3 separate regions of the Homo sapiens genome follow, and all the other regions are linked to region 1. Evidence: chromatin contacts called from ENCODE Hi-C or POLR2A ChIA-PET data. All regions are on one chromosome and are shown on one strand. The core of a region is the stretch at or near the end of the contact, and the rest is flanking DNA. Distances in the headings are between cores, read along the strand shown. Region 1 holds the start of HEBP2 (heme binding protein 2). Region 2 overlaps IL20RA (interleukin 20 receptor subunit alpha). Region 3 overlaps MAP3K5 (mitogen-activated protein kinase kinase kinase 5).

What was found. Hi-C counts contacts between places; a loop is a spot of excess contacts on that map. ChIA-PET counts read pairs that join two places held with the same protein, here RNA polymerase II (POLR2A). Pooled maps may share reads with other maps.
Region 2: POLR2A ChIA-PET joins it to region 1 with 14 read pairs in activated T-cell. The contact joins the enhancer-like site here to the promoter of HEBP2 in region 1. POLR2A ChIA-PET finds 5 or more read pairs at or near these places in 2 of 52 experiments (activated T-cell and naive thymus-derived CD4-positive, alpha-beta T cell).
Region 3: a loop to region 1 is called in a pooled map, with 2.9 times the contacts of the local background. The contact joins the enhancer-like site here to the promoter of HEBP2 in region 1. A Hi-C loop is called at or near these places in 2 of 50 pooled maps. POLR2A ChIA-PET finds 5 or more read pairs at or near these places in 2 of 52 experiments (CD8-positive, alpha-beta memory T cell and Panc1).

What each region holds. Positions count from the first base shown.
Region 1 is chr6:138,402,775-138,405,474 of GRCh38, reverse strand. It overlaps HEBP2 (heme binding protein 2), which reads right to left and starts at 1,252. Exons shown (of 4, transcript NM_014320.3): 1 at 878-1,252; 2 at 195-330. The coding sequence starts at 979. It also overlaps the pseudogene MARCKSL1P2. RefSeq lists enhancers at 996-1,516, 2,038-2,558 and silencers at 787-1,636, 1,767-1,836.
Region 2 is chr6:137,035,382-137,038,081 of GRCh38, reverse strand. The region is part of intron 1 of IL20RA (interleukin 20 receptor subunit alpha); the gene reads left to right. Among named protein-coding and RNA genes, the nearest start is that of IL20RA, 8.2 kb to the left of the region's middle. Within about 2 kb of position 1,346, at least 2 of the 41 ENCODE cell types and tissues checked have a DNase peak (open chromatin) inside an H3K27ac peak, as active enhancers do.
Region 3 is chr6:136,718,383-136,721,082 of GRCh38, reverse strand. It overlaps MAP3K5 (mitogen-activated protein kinase kinase kinase 5), which reads left to right. Exons shown (of 30, transcript NM_005923.4): 2 at 494-633. Among named protein-coding and RNA genes, the nearest start is that of MAP3K5-AS2, 64 kb to the left of the region's middle. Within about 2 kb of position 1,367, at least 5 of the 41 ENCODE cell types and tissues checked have a DNase peak (open chromatin) inside an H3K27ac peak, as active enhancers do.

The sequences.
Region 1 (2,700 bases), core at 3-2,502:
TCAGAGAACAGAGGTTGAAAAGTAATACCCAGTGTAACCCTGGTCCTGAGGAGTCTTGTCTGAAAACAAGACAAGTCTTTGATGACTTGCTTATTTTTCCATTATAAAGGATATTTCTTTAATAAGCTAAAACTCAATAATAAGCCCGGGGACTCTTTCACAATATGCATAATTACAAGGAAAACTGCTTTTACCTTTCTCGTTTTTGCCTTGAATGTAGCTGTTCAGTTTCGTAAAGCCCGTCTGGATGGCTGAATCCCAGTCCATAGACTCCACGGACGTGCTGACCCACTTGGCTGGTCCATAGTGTCGGATCTCATAACTTCCGGGCTAAAGTGGAACAGAGAAAACTTCGAGAAGCAATTCTAAGAGGGTAGGAGTGAGATGCAAAAATACCGGTGCCATGATCTCGGGTCGACCTGGAGCCGTCCTGTCTAGGGGCTGCACCGCCCCGGGGTCCGGCCTGAGGTCCCCGCTCCTTAGGTCTGGGAGGTTCCCCTCCACGAGGTTCCCCTCCTTGCGATTAGGGACCGCAGCGGCCCCAACCCCACACGCTGGGGACTCGATTCACACTTTCAGACAAGCATCTATTACACCCCCTCGGTTCGGAGGGTTCCACCGCGCGTTCTGGGACGTAACCAGTTCCTCCCCGCCCCACCACCCCGCAAAGACAAGAAATTGAGATGGGACCTGCACTGGGGGTAGCGGGGAGGGTAGAGCTAAATGACCGGGGTTTCTCGTTTGCGTAGCATAGTGGGTAGGGACTGGGACCATTTAAAAAACTGTACTTTTTACTTAACTCTATGGGACCCGCTGGCCTCACTGCAAATCAGCCGGAAGGCGGGCCCAGCCCCTCCGCTCCCGAGTCGGCGCCTACCTGGGGGCCGGCGTCCTCCGGGGCCTTCCAGCCCGGCGTCTCCACAGCTTGGGCCGCCGCGTCCTCGGCCGCCCCGGGGTCTGGCTGGAGCGGCTCGGCCATGGGCGGCGCTGACGCTCTGGGAGCCTGGTCAGCCGCGCAGAGGCCCCGCACCCCGGGCCGCCCCGCCTGCGTGTGCGCGCCCCGCCGAGGCCCCGAGTCCCCGCTCCGCAGACCCGGTCCCTCCTCCCGGCCGGGCTGGAGACCCGAGCCCACCCGATGCGTCTGCCTCTGGACCGCGAGGGGGCGCCGCCACCAAGGCGGGGCCGGCTCACGACCCCGGACAGCTCCGGCCGGAGTTGCGCGTCCTGCCCCCGCCCCTCCGCGGCGACAGGGAGCCGCACCTCGCTTCGGCCCGCCTTCTTTTGAGGCACTTCCGCCCCCGCCCCGCCTTTGTTTTTGAAGGAAAGGCACACACAGGTGGCCCCGCGGGCAGTAGGGGGTGGCGCTGTTTCTGTGCAACCGGTTTGGGAACCTCTGCCGCGGCCCCGCCCGCGCTGGGAACCGCGGGCGCTGAGCCGCCTCGAGGGTGTCCCAGCGCACCGCAGGCAGAGAAAGGCAGGAGGTGGCGGCTGGCGACCCGACCCCCGCGGCCCCTGCCCGCACTCCTGGGGCTCAGCCAGGGCGAATGGCCGTACTCATCCCAAGAAGTTGTCCTAGGTCCCAGACAGCTTTCAGGGTCCCTTGCGGAGGAGGTGGTGGGACCACAGACACATGGAGAGAATCTGGAACTGTTCTGGTTTCTGAACTTTTCCCCGACAGGACCCCAGACCCTCTGAGTCATCCCCGCAGGCTTAACGAGACTCGGGGAGAGTTAGTGCCGAGGCCAGACACTAGTGCTTTTCAAGAATTTTGGTTACCAGGGCTTTCCCGAGCCGAGTGGGGTGCGGCTCTGTTCCCCAGCACCCCCTTTCCGCCGGCCAGGCCGACTCCGCGTTACTGTCCCCTGCGGCGGGGACCCGGCACGGCTCCGGCGCCCCCCAGAGGACTCCCATCGTGGGCAGCCAGAGCTCCGAGGCTCTCCGGGGCGACGTGACCGCCGCAGAGGCAGCAGGCACTCCCCACGCGAAAGCCAACGGACAGGAGGGTGGCCACGTGAAAAGCAATGGTGACATCCCCCAAGGGTGAAGGGGAGTAGGCCCCTGTGAACAGAAGAGGCAGCCGGGACCATTGGCAATGCCATGGAGCCAGCACCCCCTAGCCAGGGTGCTGAGGCCAAAGGGGAGGCTCCCTCCCTCGCAAGGAGACTTCCAAGAAGACGAAATTGCCTTTCAAGGCCAGGCACGGTGGCTCACGCCTGTAATCCCTTCATTTTGGGAGGCCAAGACAGGGGTGATCGCTTGAGCCCAGGAGTTCGAGACCAGACTGGGCAACATGGCGAAAACCCGTCTCTACAAAAATACAATAAAATAGCGTTGATAGTAGAGTGGAGAGCATAGCTGCCTTCCAAAAAAAAAAAAAAAAAAAAAAAAGCTGAGTGTGCTGGGGTTGTGATCTCAGCTACTCGGGAGGCTGAGGTGGGAGGATCGGCTTGAGCCTGGGGAGGTCGAAGCTGCAGTGAGCCGAGATTGCGCCACTGCACTCTAGCTTGGGTAACAGAGTGATACCCTGTCTAAAATAAATAAATAAATAAATAAATAAATAAATAAATAAATAAATAAATAATTATCTTTCAAGAAGGGTTTCTAAGAGCAGCTTGTCCTTCAAGAGAAATGGGAAGGAGGGTGGGGTGACTCTTCTGCCTCCTCACCTATGGAGGAAGAACAGGAGTGGGGGAAGATCAA
Region 2 (2,700 bases), core at 97-2,596, 1.4 Mb after region 1:
CCACCCAGCTGCCACTCTCTTGATTGTCCTCTGCAGCATCACTTCCAAGTAATGACCTGTCTGCTGTGTGAGCACCTCTCATCACAGGATACTCACTACCCTGCACCCAGGCAGGCAGGATGTCCTGTCACTGCAGATTTCAACTATTAAAAAGTTCTTTGATAAAATGAGCTGAGCCTTGATCCTTCAATTTTCACTCACTGTTAGTCCTCATTCTAAGCCAATGAAGTCATGCTGGACAAGCTGTTCAGATCATTGAATTCAACCATCACATTTCCTCTGTGTCTTCTTTCCTCTCCAGAAAACCACCTCCCCAGAAAACTGCTAGGTGCCTTCTCTCTCCCAGTATTTCCAGTATATGTTCCAGTTTGTTTGCAATATCTCGGGCTGACTTCCTATAGATCATGATGAGACTGCTGGTCTACAACATTCTAAACACTGAACCTTGGAAGGTTCATTTACCCTCCAATGATTCAGCATCAGGTTCCTGATGAACACAGGCCTCTGATGTCTAAAAGGAGCCCTCCTTTCTTATCTTTGTTGTCATCTATGAGACACAGACCCTCATTCAAACTCAGAATTTCATATTAGTACAATTTCATTTTGCTCTGGAGGTGATTTTGTTTCTGTTTGCTTCTTACAGCATAGGGAATGAAAGTATGGCATAGTGTTTTATCTAGAACTTGTGATGATGGTCTTAAATGCAACTAAGGCTACTCTTTGCTGAAAGGACAATTTTTATTGACTATAAATATTATCTATACGAAATTGGGTCTGTTTTTTGAGGGTAGCAATCGCTGCATTACACTTTGCACCACCAAAATGGATACTTCAATCACTATCCACTGTTCAAGCAAATGCCAGCTCTACCCACAACACAGAGAAAAGGCATACTTAGTCCTGTACAGACTTGTGGGGAAGCTTTGTTTATACTTCTTGATTTCAACATGTATACCATGTATACTTTTCACCCCGCTTCTTCTCGGCTGCATAGTCCAAAGTTCCATTCCATACAGCTACATTTGCATTTTGATGACGTGGGATATTTTGGCAGCTATGTGCTCCTAGTTAAAGCATTTGTTTACATTATCAACCGTATTTAAATTTCCTCCTTACCAACTTTGCAGGGTTTTCTTTTGTTTTGGTTTTTTTGCTCAACATCAGTCCCCTCATCTTCACTTTCAGGAGACTCCAGCAGCTCTTAGAGCATTCATTTTTCTTTTCAATAAACATTGTGCTCATTGTTGAGGAAAGATACAAGCAAGCAACAGACACCTACTCTATTAGCTTCTCAAGGCTGCCATGGCAAAGTGCCACAAACTGGGTGGCTTAAAATAATGCAACTTTATTGCCTCACAGTCCTGGAGCCTGGAAGTCTGAAATCAAGGTGTCAGCAGGGTGGGTTCTTTCTGAAGGCTGTGAGGGAGAATCCATTCTGTGCCTCTTCGTGCTTCTGGTGGTGCTGGCAATCTTAGGCACCCCTTGGCTTGTAGACACAACACCCTGATCTCTCCCTGATCTTCACATGGCATTCTTCCTGTTTGCCTTCACATAGTCTTCCAGAAGACTCTGCATGTCTGTCTGTGTTCAGATTTCCCTTTTTATGAGGACACCAGTCATACTGCATTTCGGCCCACCCTGATGACCTCATTGTAACTTGCTCATCTCTTTAAAGACCTTATTTCTGAATGAGATCCCATTCTGAGGTACTAGAAGTTAGGATGTCAACATATTTCTTTTGGGCAACACAATTCAACTCATCACATCTACCATACCCTCAAAGACTTATAGAATACCAAGCAGGATCCATGGGCTTGGCATCTATGGTGGAAAAGAATGTTTTCTCAGCCACATGCAGTGGTTCCTCCTCTCCAACATGTTTAGGAGTCTGTGTCCAATGAAGGAAAACTTTTGCAGAAGGGTGAGAGCTGAAAGCCTCTACTGAGAATGTTGAGAGCCCGGACGAGGTCTTCTCTTGTGCTTTCCGTAACTTGACCATAAGGCAGAGCTGTCAATGGGTACTTAATAAAGACTAAAGACATTTAAATTTATCCAGCAGAGGAGCTCACTCTTCTGAGACCTCTGCCTCCCGTCTTGGCTGCTCTAGGGAGCACTTGCCCTGAGAAATCCTCTCCCTTGTTCCAACAAAGACCATTTTCATATGTAAGGCGTAACTACCCATAGTCTTCCAGCCCAGCATCCCTCTCCCTTTCCAACGAACCCATCTATGTTGCAGAATGTCTATAAATTATCTACTAAATGCTCAACTTATTATTTTTAAAATTAGCTTATCAATTTTAAGTGCAAAGTAGAATATCACATGCAGCCCATAATGTAGGGAATGAGGTATTTGAAGTGATCAGATTTAACAAAATAGGATTACCTCAATACCCCATGCATCCATTTTGAGTTTTCAAAACATTTAACTATATCCCGACTCAGTGTAATTTCTAAATAATCCTTCGAGTGATTTTTGCTCACTCATTCATTCAGTGTCATCCTTTTATACATATGGGGAGCTGTTCTAGGCTTCAGGGTGAACAAGAAAACAAGGGCCCTTTCTTCATTTAGTCTTCAGAGAAATATAGACAAGTAAGTGATTGCATTAAAATGTAAATGCCAGAATTGAGGAAAACAGTTTCTTTAGAAGCATAGGATAAGACACCTGATCTAATAATGGTGTCAGGCAGGGCTTCCTAT
Region 3 (2,700 bases), core at 118-2,617, 1.7 Mb after region 1:
TTTGGGCCAGGCATGGTGGCTCACACCTGTAATCCCAGCATTTTGGAAAGCCGAGGCAGGAGGATTATTTGAGGCCGGGAGTTTGAGTTCAACCTGGGAAACATAGGAAGACCCTGTCTCTAAAAAAATTTTTTAATTAGCTGGGCGTGATGCCACATGCCTGTAGTCCCAGTTACTAGGGAGACTGAGGTGGGAGGATCATTTGAGCCTAGGAGTTCAAGGCTGCAGTCAGCCATGATCATGTCACTGTACTCCAGTCTGGGTGACAGAGCAAGACCTTGTCTCTTAAAAACAGAAAAAGGAGGTTTGTTACATTTTATAAAACCACTTCCAGGTAGAGCTGCAAATTCAAAATTCAGTGATAAATGAAGAGAGAAAATCCCTATCGTTTCCTTATTTCCTCTTTTGAATACTAAGATAATTCAAACCAAAATGTGCTGATTGGGCATTATTTGGGTGTCATTCTTTGGGGGACTTTGTTTTCTGTTTGCAGATATTGCGGTGGTGGAGATGAGCGATGCCTTCCGGCAGCCGTCCTTGTTTTACCACCTTGGGGTGAGAGAAAGTTTCAGCATGGCCAACAACATCATCCTCTACTGTGATACTAACTCGGACTCTCTGCAGTCACTGAAGGTACCTCCCTTGTTTACTGAATGTTTCATTTTAACATCAGCATTTCAGGGATACCGGTTTGTCATCCAAACATTTTAAGTAGCTTTTATTTGTGAAAGACTTTTATATGTTTGGTTAGTATGCATCAATTACTTGTCAAATTGGGAGGTTTATCGAGAATTCACTGTAGAAATTTGATGACACGAGTAGGAAAAAAGTTCACACTGAGTTCTGAGTTTCAGTCATGGTTGTAGCGGAGGAGACTGTGTTAATAGGAAGTCATTAGCGCCGACGTGGAGAAGGGAGATTGCATAAGGTATGGTCAAGCCTCCATGCTTTGTCACTTTTGGGAGCTTCATGGTGCCCACCAGTCTCCCAACTAAAAGTACACTTCCTACTTGAAAGTGCTCTGAGAAATTCTGAGTATACCCAAATAGTTGCCTTCCTCTTTCACTAGGGTATGATTTAAACTAAGATGGGAGAAAAGGAGGAGAAACTTACTATGTTTGTCTACAAAATTCAACCTGTCTCGATGTCATTCTCTCCAGTAATAGGAGCTTACTGCTATAAAGGCATTTCCTCCATCCAAAGAAGTTTGCCTAAAATGCTTTTTGCAAGGCCAAGTGATTTTACACTGTGTGATTCTTTGAAAAGCATCCCACAGTTCAGTGAATCGCATGCTGAGCTTGCCATCATCCATTTCCTTTGTGAAACTTCCAGCTAGCTTCATGTGGCTTTTTCTCAGCTCTGTCTTCCAGTTCCCAAATCTGAGCCAACCTTGGGACATTGAGCTCTAGAATCCTTAACCATATTACTAATGACTTAGCAATTGTTATATGAGTATCTCTAACCCATATTTCATGCAAAAAAGTCAGTAGTATTTTGCATTCTGAGTATTTAAAGCATGTGTGGCTTTCTTTGAGAAATCTGCAGAACTTCATTGAGCAAACATACCTACTACATGCCAGGCATTGTGCTGGTGATTGACAGGTATATCCCTTTCCAGAATACTCTGAAACAGTTCTAAGAGATTTGCCCCTACTTGTCCTAAGTCTGTTTTTTTATCCTAGAGCAATCCTTTACCTGGAGCAATCCTTAAGCCCCTCCTTAATTTTCCTCCAGATTTACCCCTTTAATTAGTACATCATAAAATGTTGTAACTCATTTTTAATTAGACATTTTGATTTGCTGCTATTTGCAACCCATATTAGCATTTGATGAAGGAATTATTTTATTTAGCTCTTTTCATTTTTCTTTGGGTTAAGTTTATGTATGTATGTATTTATTTATTTATTTAGACAGGATCTCGCTCTCTCACCCAGGCTGGAATGCAGTGTCGTGATCACAGCTCACTGCAGCCATGACCTCCTGCGTTCAAGTGATCCTCCCTCCTCAGCCTCCTGAGTAGCTGGGACTACAGATGCATGCTACCTCACCCAGCTAATTTTTCTCTTTTTTGTAGAGATGGGGTTTTGCCATGTTGCCCAGGCTGGTCTTGAACTCCTGGGTTCAAGCGATTCTCCCACCTTGGCCTCCCAAAGGGTTGGGATTATAGGTGTGAGCTGCCACACCTAGATCACCTAGATAGATTAAGTTTATTTAAGCAGGCCCTATTATGTTGGAGATTTTTTACTTTCTACATTTTTTTGCTCTTGCTCCTGCTAGTATCTGGTGGTTTAATTTTGTGCCCATTCTTTCCTAGGGAAGTATTTTTAAATGAAGCAAACTTACATTTGAGAGAAAGAGATAAAGCTAATCTTACCACACATATGTCCGGGACAAATAAACTGGCTTATTGTTTTAAGCTAGCCTTTGTCTAGGAGTGTTATTGGCATTTGATTGAAGTAGTTCCTTAAAAAGGCTAATGATGTCTAAACTGTGCTCATTTATCTTGTACATATTATCTGCTTCTTATTGAGTATTCACTATGTGCTAGGTACCAAGTGCTTTATCTGCATACATTTTCAAATTCTTAAAGGAGAGGCTGGGTGTGGTAATCCCAGCACTTTGCGGAGCTGAGGCAGTTGGATCACTTGAGGCCAGGAGTTCAAGACCAGCCTGGCCAACGTGGTGAAACCTTGTCTCTAC